2 separate regions of the Homo sapiens genome follow, and region 1 is linked to region 2. A link is a contact called in ENCODE Hi-C or POLR2A ChIA-PET data. All regions are on one chromosome and are shown on one strand. Each heading gives the region's core, a stretch centred on a gene start or an enhancer-like site at or near the end of the contact. The rest is flanking DNA. Distances are from core to core; before and after follow the strand shown. Region 1 overlaps SBK1 (SH3 domain binding kinase 1). Region 2 overlaps XPO6 (exportin 6).

The links. A loop is a pair of places that touch in the nucleus more often than their neighbours do. ChIA-PET counts read pairs that join two places held with the same protein, here RNA polymerase II (POLR2A). Pooled maps may share reads with other maps.
Region 1: a map of naive thymus-derived CD4-positive, alpha-beta T cell shows a loop between it and region 2 (12-fold over the local background). The contact joins two enhancer-like sites. A Hi-C loop is called at or near these places in 7 of 168 maps with a recorded cell type or tissue (CD4-positive, alpha-beta T cell, CD4-positive, alpha-beta memory T cell, CD8-positive, alpha-beta T cell and 3 more), 2 of 37 single-sample maps with no recorded cell type and 12 of 50 pooled maps. POLR2A ChIA-PET finds 5 or more read pairs at or near these places in 4 of 52 experiments (CD4-positive, alpha-beta T cell, CD4-positive, alpha-beta memory T cell, WTC11 and 1 more).

What each region holds. Positions count from the first base shown.
Region 1 is chr16:28,314,833-28,320,003 of GRCh38, forward strand. It overlaps SBK1 (SH3 domain binding kinase 1), which reads left to right. Exons shown (of 4, transcript NM_001024401.3): 2 at 2,553-2,785; 3 at 4,163-4,365. The coding sequence starts at 2,560. Among named protein-coding and RNA genes, the nearest start is that of SBK1, 25 kb to the left of the region's middle. Within about 2 kb of position 2,364, at least 3 of the 41 ENCODE cell types and tissues checked have a DNase peak (open chromatin) inside an H3K27ac peak, as active enhancers do; they include CD8-positive, alpha-beta T cell, where a contact is called at or near this core.
Region 2 is chr16:28,133,234-28,138,547 of GRCh38, forward strand. XPO6 (exportin 6) reads right to left here. Exons shown (of 24, transcript NM_015171.4): 10 at 1,983-2,091; 11 at 608-700. Among named protein-coding and RNA genes, the nearest start is that of GSG1L, 72 kb to the left of the region's middle. Within about 2 kb of position 4,003, at least 5 of the 41 ENCODE cell types and tissues checked have a DNase peak (open chromatin) inside an H3K27ac peak, as active enhancers do; they include CD8-positive, alpha-beta T cell, where a contact is called at or near this core.

The DNA of each region.
Region 1 (5,171 bases), core at 1,114-3,613, 180 kb after region 2:
GCCAGATATGGTGGCGCACACCTGTAATCCCAGCTACTTGGGAGGCTGAGGTGGGAGAATTGTTTGAACCCAAGAGGCGGAGGTTGCAAAAAGCCAAGATCACACCACTGCACTCCAGCCCAGGTGACAAGAGAGAAACTCCGTCTCAAAAAAAAGGGAAAAAAGGGAGAAGGGAGTGCAGGGAGGGTAGAGGGAGGCTGCACCCGGAAGCAGTGCTCAGGGGCTGGAGGCTGGTGGCAGCTTCTAAAGGAGGCAGCCCTGGCCTCTCTTGCCAGTGCACACACAGATACATACTCATGTGTGCCTGCGCCTGGGAAAGGCTCATCCCCCATAGTCTACCTCTCTCCATTTACAGATGAGAAATGAATGCCCAGAGTGGTTGCCTGGAAGACCGGGGTTGGGGGGATGGGGTTTTAGAAAGGGGCAAAAGGAAACTTTGGGGTAATGGATGTGTTCGTGGTCTCGACGGCAGGGATGTATACATATGTCAGAATCATCACACTGTACACTTCAAATATGTGTAGTTTTTTGAACACCAAATATACCTCAATAAAACTAGAAAAATGACATGAGATAAGGGGAAATAAAGAAATGAAGGCCACGGATGGAGAGTTAGTTCACTGTCACCCACATGACAAGTCAGGTCTTAGCCCAAGTGGTGGCTCACGCTGTAGTCCCAGCACTTTGGGAGGCTAAGGTGGAAGGATCGCTTGATCTCAGGAGTTCGAGACCAGCCTGGAAAACATAGCAAGACCCCATCTCTCCAAAAAATTTAAACATCAGCCAGATGTGGTGGCGCATGCTTGCAGTCCCAGCTACTCAGGAGGCTGAGGCAGGAGGATCCCTTGAGCCCAGGAGTTCGAGGCTGCAGTGAGCTATGATCATCCTACTGCCCTTCAGCCTGGGCAACAGAGCAAGACCCTGTCTCAATACAAATACAGTTTTTTTTTTGAGACGGAGTCTTGTTCTGTCGCCCAGGCTGGAATGCAGTGGCACGATCTCTGCTCACTGCAGCCTCCACCTCCAGGGTTCAAGAAGTTCTCCTACCTCAGCCTCCCAAGTAGCTGGGATTACAGGCGTGCATCACCATGCCCAACTAATTTTTGTATTTTTAGTAGAGACAGGGTTCCGCCACATTGACCAGTCTGGTCTCGAACTCCTGACCTCAAGTGATCCGCCCACTCAGCCTCCCAAAGTGCTGGGATTACAGTTGTGAGCCACCATGCCCAGCCTAAATACAATTTTTGAAAAAGTCAGGTTGGCCAGGCGCAGTGTTCATTAGTCGGGTGGTGAGGTCGTCTGCAGTGGGGGAGGCACTGCCAGGCTGTGCTGATGTGTGGCCATGTGTATGGTGGGATGGTGTGGCCACATCTATACCATCCTGCCAGTTTGGCCTGAGACCACGTGGCCAAGGTATGTGATGATGCAATCATGGCCCTCAGACCTCTTCCCCACCCCCTACCTTATGGACAGCCATACCACTTTCGATCGTAATATACAACTGATGTGATCACTGTGTCTACTGCCCTTCTCCCCCTGGGGTGTAAGCCCCATGGTGGCAGGGAATCCTAGGTGTTTGTTCCATGCTGTGTCCTCCAGGCTTTGGAGAGCCCTGGGGAACAGCAGGTGCTTCGTCAGTACTTGTGAATAAGCTGGGCACAGTGGCTCATGCTGGTAATCCTAGTGCTTTGGGAGGCTGAGGTGGAAGGATCACTTGAGGCCAGGAGTTCTAGACCAGCCTGGGCAACATAAAGAGATGCCAACTCTACAAAAAAAAAATTAAAAATTAGGCATGATAGGTGCAGCAAACTACCATGGCACACGTTTACCTATGTAACAAGCCTGCACATCCTGCACATGTACCCCAGAACTAAAAATTAAAATAAATAAATAAAAATTAGCCAGGTGTGGTGGCACATGCCTGTAATCCAATCTACTCAGGAGGCTGAGATGGGAGGATAGCTTAAGCCTGGGAGGTCGAGGCTGCAGTGAGCTGTGATTGCGCCACTGCACTCCAGCCTGGGTGACAGAGCAAGACCCTGTCTCAGAAATAAAAATAACAACAAGCCGGGTGCAGTAGCTCATGCCTGTAATCCCAGCACTTTGGGAGGGCCAGGCAGAGGGATCACTTGAATCCAGGATTTCGAGACCAGCCTGGGCCACATAGTGGGACCCCCCTCTCTACAATCCAAATAAAACCAACGCTTCTGAATGGGAGTACCCGTGTGAACTCGGTATCTGGCTGTGTCTGTGTGACATAAACAGGGGCCTTGCCTGACACTGTGTGTGGGTGGCAGCATGAGGCAGAGGGGCTGGTGCCACCAAGCGCAGGGTCTGGCAGTGACTGGTCTTCGGGGAGCTGACTCAGGCCTGGCCCCTGAGGCTTTGGGGAAGGCGACGCGACCAAGATGCTTGTCGCCCCCTTGTGGTTATCTTGGGCCTGGCATCCGGGCCCATCCTCAAGTTTTCTGGGTTCTGGGGAGGGCAGAGGGGCTGGAGGAGGGGACCCTTGCCTGATGTCACACTTCATGCTCACCACCCCTACCCAACAGGGAGAAGATGAGCGTGGGCTGCCCAGAGCCTGAGCCGCCCCGCTCCCTGACCTGCTGTGGGCCGGGGACTGCCCCTGGGCCTGGTGCCGGTGTGCCCCTTCTCACTGAAGACATGCAGGCCCTGACTCTCCGCACACTGGCCGCCAGCGACGTCACCAAGCACTACGAACTAGTCCGGGAGCTGGGCAAAGGCACCTATGGGAAGGTTGACCTGGTGGTCTACAAGGGCACAGGTGAACAAGTGCAGGGTGGCAGGGCTGAGAGGTTGGGGTGGGGCAGGGCTGGGAGGTCAGGGTTGGGGGACATGACCTTGCAGCTGGGCCGGGGCTCTCTGGTGCTCTGTGGAAGCCAGGAGGCAGGGTCAGGGGCCAGATGTAGAGGATGAGGCCTGAGGCAGCCCAGGGGGAAAGAGACTGGGCAGATGGGGCAAGGGAGGAATCCGGGGCAGAGTGGCCAGGGTACAGGATGGGCTGCTGTGGGGCCATCTGGGGTGACTTTGAGACAGCCAAGGGGCTGTGCCAGGAGTGTCTGGGGAGGGCAGGGCTGCCGGCTGTGTCTGAGTATCACCAGCGTCTCAGGGATGTCTGGCCCCAGGAAGGTGGATGGAGAGTGAGGGTGGTTCCTCAGGAACAGGGTGCCACACTTAATGGGTGGTGGAAGGACCTGTGAGGTCAATATTGCAATCACCATCTCTCAGGTGAGGACAGGGAGACCTAGGCCAATTCAGCCACATAGCCAATGCCCTGCAGCTACAGAGGCTGTGAACCAAAACGAGACCCCAGGAGTCATCTCCAGAGCCTTGTCGCTTAGTCACTGAGCTTGATACCTCCCCCACACTGTAGGTCACAGCCGTGCCACCCAGCCAGCCAGGGGCTGGGGCTGTGTGAGCTCCCACAGCTGCACGCGCTTGGGTCCAGGGGCTTTGTGCTAACTGAGGGCAGCAGGAGGAGCACCTAACATGGGGTCACCTGAGCTTTGTTACTTGCTTGCTGTGTGACCTTGAGCAAGTGACTTCACCTCTCTGTGCTTCAGAGTCCTTCTCTGTAAAATAGGGTAACATTAGTGCACAACCCATACAATCATAATGAAGTGTGAGTTGTGAATGTGCAGTGCTGAAGGCAGGGCCTGCGATGTGTAAATGCTCCGTGGACACACATGTGTGCTCCACCCAGCTATGTACCAGATGGGCACAGATGCTTGCCCAGGCACAGAGTTGTGGACACATGCCTTGCAGTGTCTCATTTCTTATTCATTCATCCATTTAGCAAGACAGGAAGCTTAGGGAGACCCGTTCTAGATGGGGTAGGCTGACAAGATAAATAAGCATATGGCGGGCAGGACAAAATGAGAGAGGTGGAGGGCATCACAGGCCCCCTCGCCCCCTCCTCTTGGAGAGCTGCAGAGTGGGTGTAGAAGGCTCAGGTTGACCCTGCCTGCATGGCCTTGGGCAAGTCCTTTCCTCTCTCTGGGTCTGTTCCCATCCGTGAGATGAGGACAGTCATGCCTGCTGGGGACCCTGTTGCACCAGGGTCCAGAGACAGGCATGGGTGCATCCAGTGCGGAGGCACTGGGAGAGGGGGCTTCAACCCTGTTGCTGTTGCTCCCATCAGGCACAAAAATGGCACTGAAGTTTGTGAACAAGAGCAAAACCAAGCTGAAGAACTTCCTACGGGAGGTGAGCATCACCAACAGCCTCTCCTCCAGCCCCTTCATCATCAAGGTCTTTGACGTGGTCTTTGAGACAGAGGACTGCTACGTCTTTGCCCAGGAGTACGCACCTGCTGGGGACCTGTTTGACATCATCCCTCCCCAGGTACTCGGGATGGTGGCATAGGGTGGGGAAAGGGTCTTCAGGGTCCCAGAGTGTGAGAGTGGGAGTGGAGTCAGACCATTTAATTAACAAGTATTTACTGGGTGCCTGCTGTATGTCAGTTACCATTTGGGGAGGTGGGGATGTGCAGTAAGGAAGACAAAAGTCCCTGTTCTAGTGGGAAACTGACACTCCACAGCGGGCCAGATAATAACAGATGGAGATGAGTGCCTAAAAGGAGACAGTGAGAATGATGGGATGAAGTCACTGGGCCCTCCCCTGGGGCTACACAAGAGGAGAGGTGTCAGATCCACCTGGGAAGGGGCCCTCAGAGGAAGCGACCCTGGAACCGGGACGGTGGGGGAGGGTTCCAGGCACTAGCTTTAAATCTGCTCTGCCACTTGCTGGCTGAGTGATGAGACCTTCGGAGCAGGTCCTCCTTCTTTGCTGAGCACCTACTACATGCCAGAATCTGGAGACACAGATGCACGGACACAGCAGGGAACAGGACGGGAAGCTCAGGGAGCCCCGTTCTAGTTGGGGAAGACCGACGAGATAAGTATCTAGCAGGCAGGGCAAAATGACAGCAGGTGGAGGGCGCCGCGGACCCCCTCATCAACCTCCTGGAGAGCCGCGTGTCCCTCCTGGAGCCCCGATGTCCCCATAGGAGAAGCAGGCATGGTAGCCACTATGAGGATTGGATGAGACAGCGGGGGAAAGGGCGCTCAGCAGCATCCGGGCCGCGTCTGCGCGGTCGCCCCAGTTACTGGGGACAGGGTGGGAGGCGAAAACCGCCTTGCTAGAGAGGG
Region 2 (5,314 bases), core at 2,753-5,252:
GGCTGAGGCAGGAGAATTGCTTGAACCCAGTAGGTGGAGGTTGCAGTGAGCCAAGATCACGCCACTGCACACTCCGGCCTGGGAGACAGCGTGAGACTCCGTCTCAAAAAAAAAAAAATTACCCTAATAACTGCCTTGCCTTGAAGAAGTGATGAATTTAATGAAATCTCTTTGAATAACACGCACCACACAGGGAAGGGAATCAATCCTTACAACTAAAGATTCCAGCACGTATAGACACACGCAGAGAAAGCTAGCAATTTGCCAAGAGCGAGCTTTACAAAGGCCAGCTTTTCAGCAATGTAACTTCTATAAGTAACAGCTCCCACTCGGCCTGGCCACTTGCAAGCTACTGATAAAGGTATTAAGGCTTTAGTCAAATTGCTATTATATCCAAGACTAAACAAGGTTCCAAAAGTTGGTTTAATATTTTGTGGAAATGTTAATATTTGTTCAGTTTGAGCATCACTTATGGTAATTATTCTGTTTTTAAAAATTACATAGAGGGGAAAGAGGGGAGAGAGAGAGAGATCCAGGGGAGTCAACCAGCCATGCTCTGTGTACAGAGAAATCGCTACACTCTCCACTCCCCCGGACAGCACATTACCAGTGTGGAGAAGGCGTGCGTGGGCAGGAGCTCCATCACTTTGGCCACCACCTCCAAGCTCTGCCGTAAGTACCGCTGCCACTCCGTCTGCTGCTGTAGGGGAAGCACAGGAGAATCAGCTCTCCCAGAATCCTCTCATCTTCCTTGCCAACCTCAAGACCACTCTCAGACATAAAATTTTGAAGAAATGGAAAATGATGGAACCAGGTTATCTGGTACTATAAAAAGGCCAAGCTAGAATTTTTTAAAAACAATGAATTAATTTCACAAAAAACTACTTCCTCAGAAAGTAAATGATCCACATAGAATAAGCTATTTTCCCCCCTTTGGGTTATAGGATACAGAGATGGAGAGCCACTTGTGAAATCACCTGTTGGAAATGATCACGCATCACCTTCTGACACGGTCCACTACTGTATCCCTATCCACATAACTGACTGACTCAGTGCCACTCAGAATGGGGTCCACAGCCAGCCAGCAAACGCATCCCCTGGTGGGCTGTCAGAGATGCAAATTCTATGGTCCTCACCCCAAGCCTCCAGAATCAGAATCTGCTTTAACAAGCTGTTCCAGTGATTCTTATCCATGGTGACATTTAAGAAGCAAGACACGTCACTCCCCTTTTGGGAGATGAGGACATTAAGGCTCACAGAAATGCCACACCCAGCCCTCCAATCTCCTCCATGCCCAAGGTTGCAGAGCTTCAAACCCAGGCCATCTGGCTCTAAGCAAAGGGCTCTCTGTAACCCAAATATGACCACCCATAAGCTCTTGACCATGCCGCAGTCACTCTTACTTTGAGAAGAGCAGCAGTTATTTGAAAAATTTTAAAGTGCCTAATGGTTTAAAAAAAAACACTGGAATTGTTTCCTTAAAGACATTTTCCTTATTAATGTTGGGCACATCAGCATCAATAAATTCAAGGCTGATTTTAAGAAGCAGAAGTTTGCATAATGTACTCCAAACAGACTTCCTTTCATTCTAGCCTTATCGGTTCAGTATCTTGCTAACGGTCTCCACAAGCATCCAGCTAGCTGTTACTGCTGCCCAGGTTGGGGAGCAGAGGTGAGGGTGCAAGGCAGGGGAGACAGAGAGGATACAGAGTTCTCACTAAACCGTTTTTCATTGTGCATATGGTTTCTCTACTTACATCTCTAGTCCACATAGATAAAAAAGCCTGTAAAACATTTTTTATGGTTAATAAGCCAAAAGGGACCAGCAGGAGATTAAAAATTTCAAATGTACGACTCAAACCAGAAGACTACTCTGGTTTCAGAACAGTCTTCGGAGCAGAGGGCTCTGGGTTCCAGGTCCCCATTCTGATTGATGTCACAACATGACAGCGACAAAAAATCAATCAGGGCATGCCGCTTACATCGTCATCCAGAGTCTCATCATCCAACTCCTCCAGCTGGGCTTGGTTGTATCTGAACTGGATTCGATTCAACACCTCTGTGAGCAGGAGCACCAGGGCATCTTCGTACCTATGTGGCAGGGAGAAATTCAACATTGAAAGGAGGCTTTCAGCTTAGAATTTGGAAAATGCCTCCTGCACTATAAAAGAAATGGTGTCTATGTTGATCACCATGGAAAAAGAGCATCGAAATTCCTGAGGCTGAGTTTATGGGTTGGTACGTGTGTGCGCCCATGGAAGAGAAGCAGAGGTATTTATTTAATGACGTACCAGGCACCATGTATCTTCCTGACAGACTGTTTATATAACAGCCTTTTTTGTCTCTGGCAATAATTTCTGTCTTAAAATATATTTTGTCTCCTATTAGTATAGTGACCCGAGCTTTCTTTTGGCTACTTTTTGCACGGAATATCTCTTTCCATCTTTTTACTTGCAATCTATTTGTATCTGAATCCAAAGTGAGTCTCTTGTAGACAACACGTCATTGGGTCGTGGCTTTAAAAAATCTGTTCTCTGCCTTTTTTAACAGGAGAATCTAATCCACTAAATGTAATGTAATTACTGATAAGGAAGGCCTCATTTTTGCCATTTTGCTATTTATTTTCTATGACTTATGTTCCTCAATTCCTCCATTCCTGCCTTCTTTTGTGTCAAACAGGTATTTTCTAGTGCTGCATTTTAAATCCCTTGTCCTTTCTTTTACTAAGTATTTTCAAGTTATGATCTTAGCAGCTGCTCTGGGGATGATAGGCACTGCATATAAATATTACCTAATTCAATGATTTCATGCTTTTAACAGCTGTGAGAAGTAAATGGTATCAATATTTTTCTGATGAGGAAACAACAATTAACAGAAGTTAAATAAACTGCCCAAGGCCACAAAGCTATTTCGAACCTAGGGCCCCCTAATTCAAAATCATGTTCTCGCTACACATAAATCACCAATGAAGTGTTTTGTTTTGTTTTGTTTTGTTTTTGTTTTTGGAGACAGAGTCTCCTCTGTCACCCAGGCTGAAGTGCAACGGCGCAATCTTGGCTCACTCCAACCTCCGCCTCCCCAGGTTCAGTGATTCTCATGCCTCAGCCTCCCGAGTGGCTGGGATTACAGGCATGACCCACTAGGTCTGGCTAATTTTTGTATTTTTAGTAGAGACAGGATTTCGCCATGTTGGCCAGATTGGTCTTGAAATCCCGACCTCAGATGATCCACCTGCCTCGACCTCCCAAAGTGTCAGGATTACAGGCGTGATCCCGCGCCCAGCACCAATGGGTTTTAAGCCTGCTCCACCCAACTCCCAAAACCTAATCTTTAGTCCATTTTAAGAAGACTTAGAAACTAAAAAGAGCCTGGGGAAACCCTGACCCTTTGATTTGTGTCTAAGAATAATTTCTCAAAGAAATACTCAGAGCGGTAGGTTTGGATATTTCCCACATGTAATAAGAACCCAACTCAGAAGATACCAAGTTATAAGCAACAATTGCTACCACAAGGACCAACAAACTGCTCATTTTCAAGAACAAATCATGTTGCCTAAATACTCGCCTATCCTGAAACGCTTCTAAGATAAGTTAAGGGACTGCTCCCATTCACAGAGCAAACCACCAGTGCTGGTTAGTAAGCTCTCCACATCAATCTGCTCTCCAAAGCTATGATGCTGGGGCTGAGACTCAAAGGACACTTTGTTTCGGTCTGTTAGGTTCTGCCAGCAGGGACACTGGAGGGAGACTGGAAGGCAGAAGGGACAAAAGGACTGCATCCTTCCTGTGGGCTTGCTGTCCTGGCAGTGCTGCCCCAGCAACAGACACCTGGCAGAAGCAACTGGTTCCGGTTTCCAGCTTCATTCCACATTCCCAGAACTAGTATCGTGCACCCTCAGAGGTGGAGGCAACACCCTCTCCTCAAAGGAATGGTCCCAGTTCGAAAAGATCCCTCCTCTGAACTCCTGTGGCAGCTAGATGGGGCCCTCTCTTCAGAGATCTGAACCCTAGTTGCTCAGGGACCAAGCAGTGATCTTCCAGATTTTGACAGCCCCAGCTTCTTGCCTTTGTACTTCTAGCCTTAGGGGTGAAGCCACTTCCTGTACTTATCAACTGTGTTATCTCAGTGTTTCCTCTGAAACCTATTTAATCAATTTCCTAAAATGAATTTTCTGTTCAAATAATTAAGTATGGTTTCTGATTTCCTGACAGGACTCTAATACACCACCCAATCTAATACAGTTGAGTACTGGGACAACATGATAACCAAAGTTAAAAGATATCCAATACCAAGACCAAATACAGTCCATTTAGTCCAGGAGGTACAGCCCATGTGATGAGAATCAGTCTACAGACCACTTACAAATCCTCCTGGATTGTCCCATTTCAGATTTTGGTGACCAGAGTATCTTTTTTTTTTTTAACTTAAAAATTTAACCTATGCCAAAATTGACATTTGTATTTATTTACTTATTTTTTAACATAATTTCAACTTTTATGTTAGATTCAGGGGATACATGTACAGACTGGTTACCGGAGTATACTGCGTGATGCTGAGGTTTGAGGTATAACTGATCTCCTCACCCAGGCACTGAGCATAGTACCCAATAGCTTTTCAGCCCCTGCCCTCCTCCCCACTCCCTCTCTATCAGTCTCCAGTGTCTGTTGTTGCCATCCTATGTCCACGAGCACCCACTATTTAGCTCCCGACAGCTCGTTTCTTAACTAGAGACAGAGACACTCCCTACTTGCCCATATCCAGCAATGACTCCCCAACTGTATGCAAACGACTTAACAACCTAACACACGCCAGCCCTAAAGTAGACTAGCAACTGAACAGGGCCCAGGAAAGAATGCCGGCAGGGAAAAAGGCACTAATAAAATCTGCAACGTCTGTGGGAAAATTCACCCAATAAAGTCAAAATCCCACTTAGTAAACTCCATAGAAAGGTAAGATCAAACATTTAGGCCTAGAGTTTATGTTTTTGCCTTTGTTCAAGACATAAATTTCTAAAGTTACAGAAGTTCCACACTATAAATTGCTGTGACAGATCAAAATATTTCCACAATTCTCCTAGGAAAGAAAATCTACTTCAGACCAGAGGACAGATGAATTTTGTCATCTATAAATTGTCTTGCTGTGCTAAAAGGAAATTTAGAGACTTTCTATGCAAATGTAACCCTAAATTAGACCTAAAATCTTAACTGGCAATTGGCAACTCTGGCTGCAAAAAAAACCCGTATCGCTTAGAAAATTAAGTCCAAGTAGGAACCAGGCAAACATGCACATAGATCACTGATCTCCCAAAGTGTCA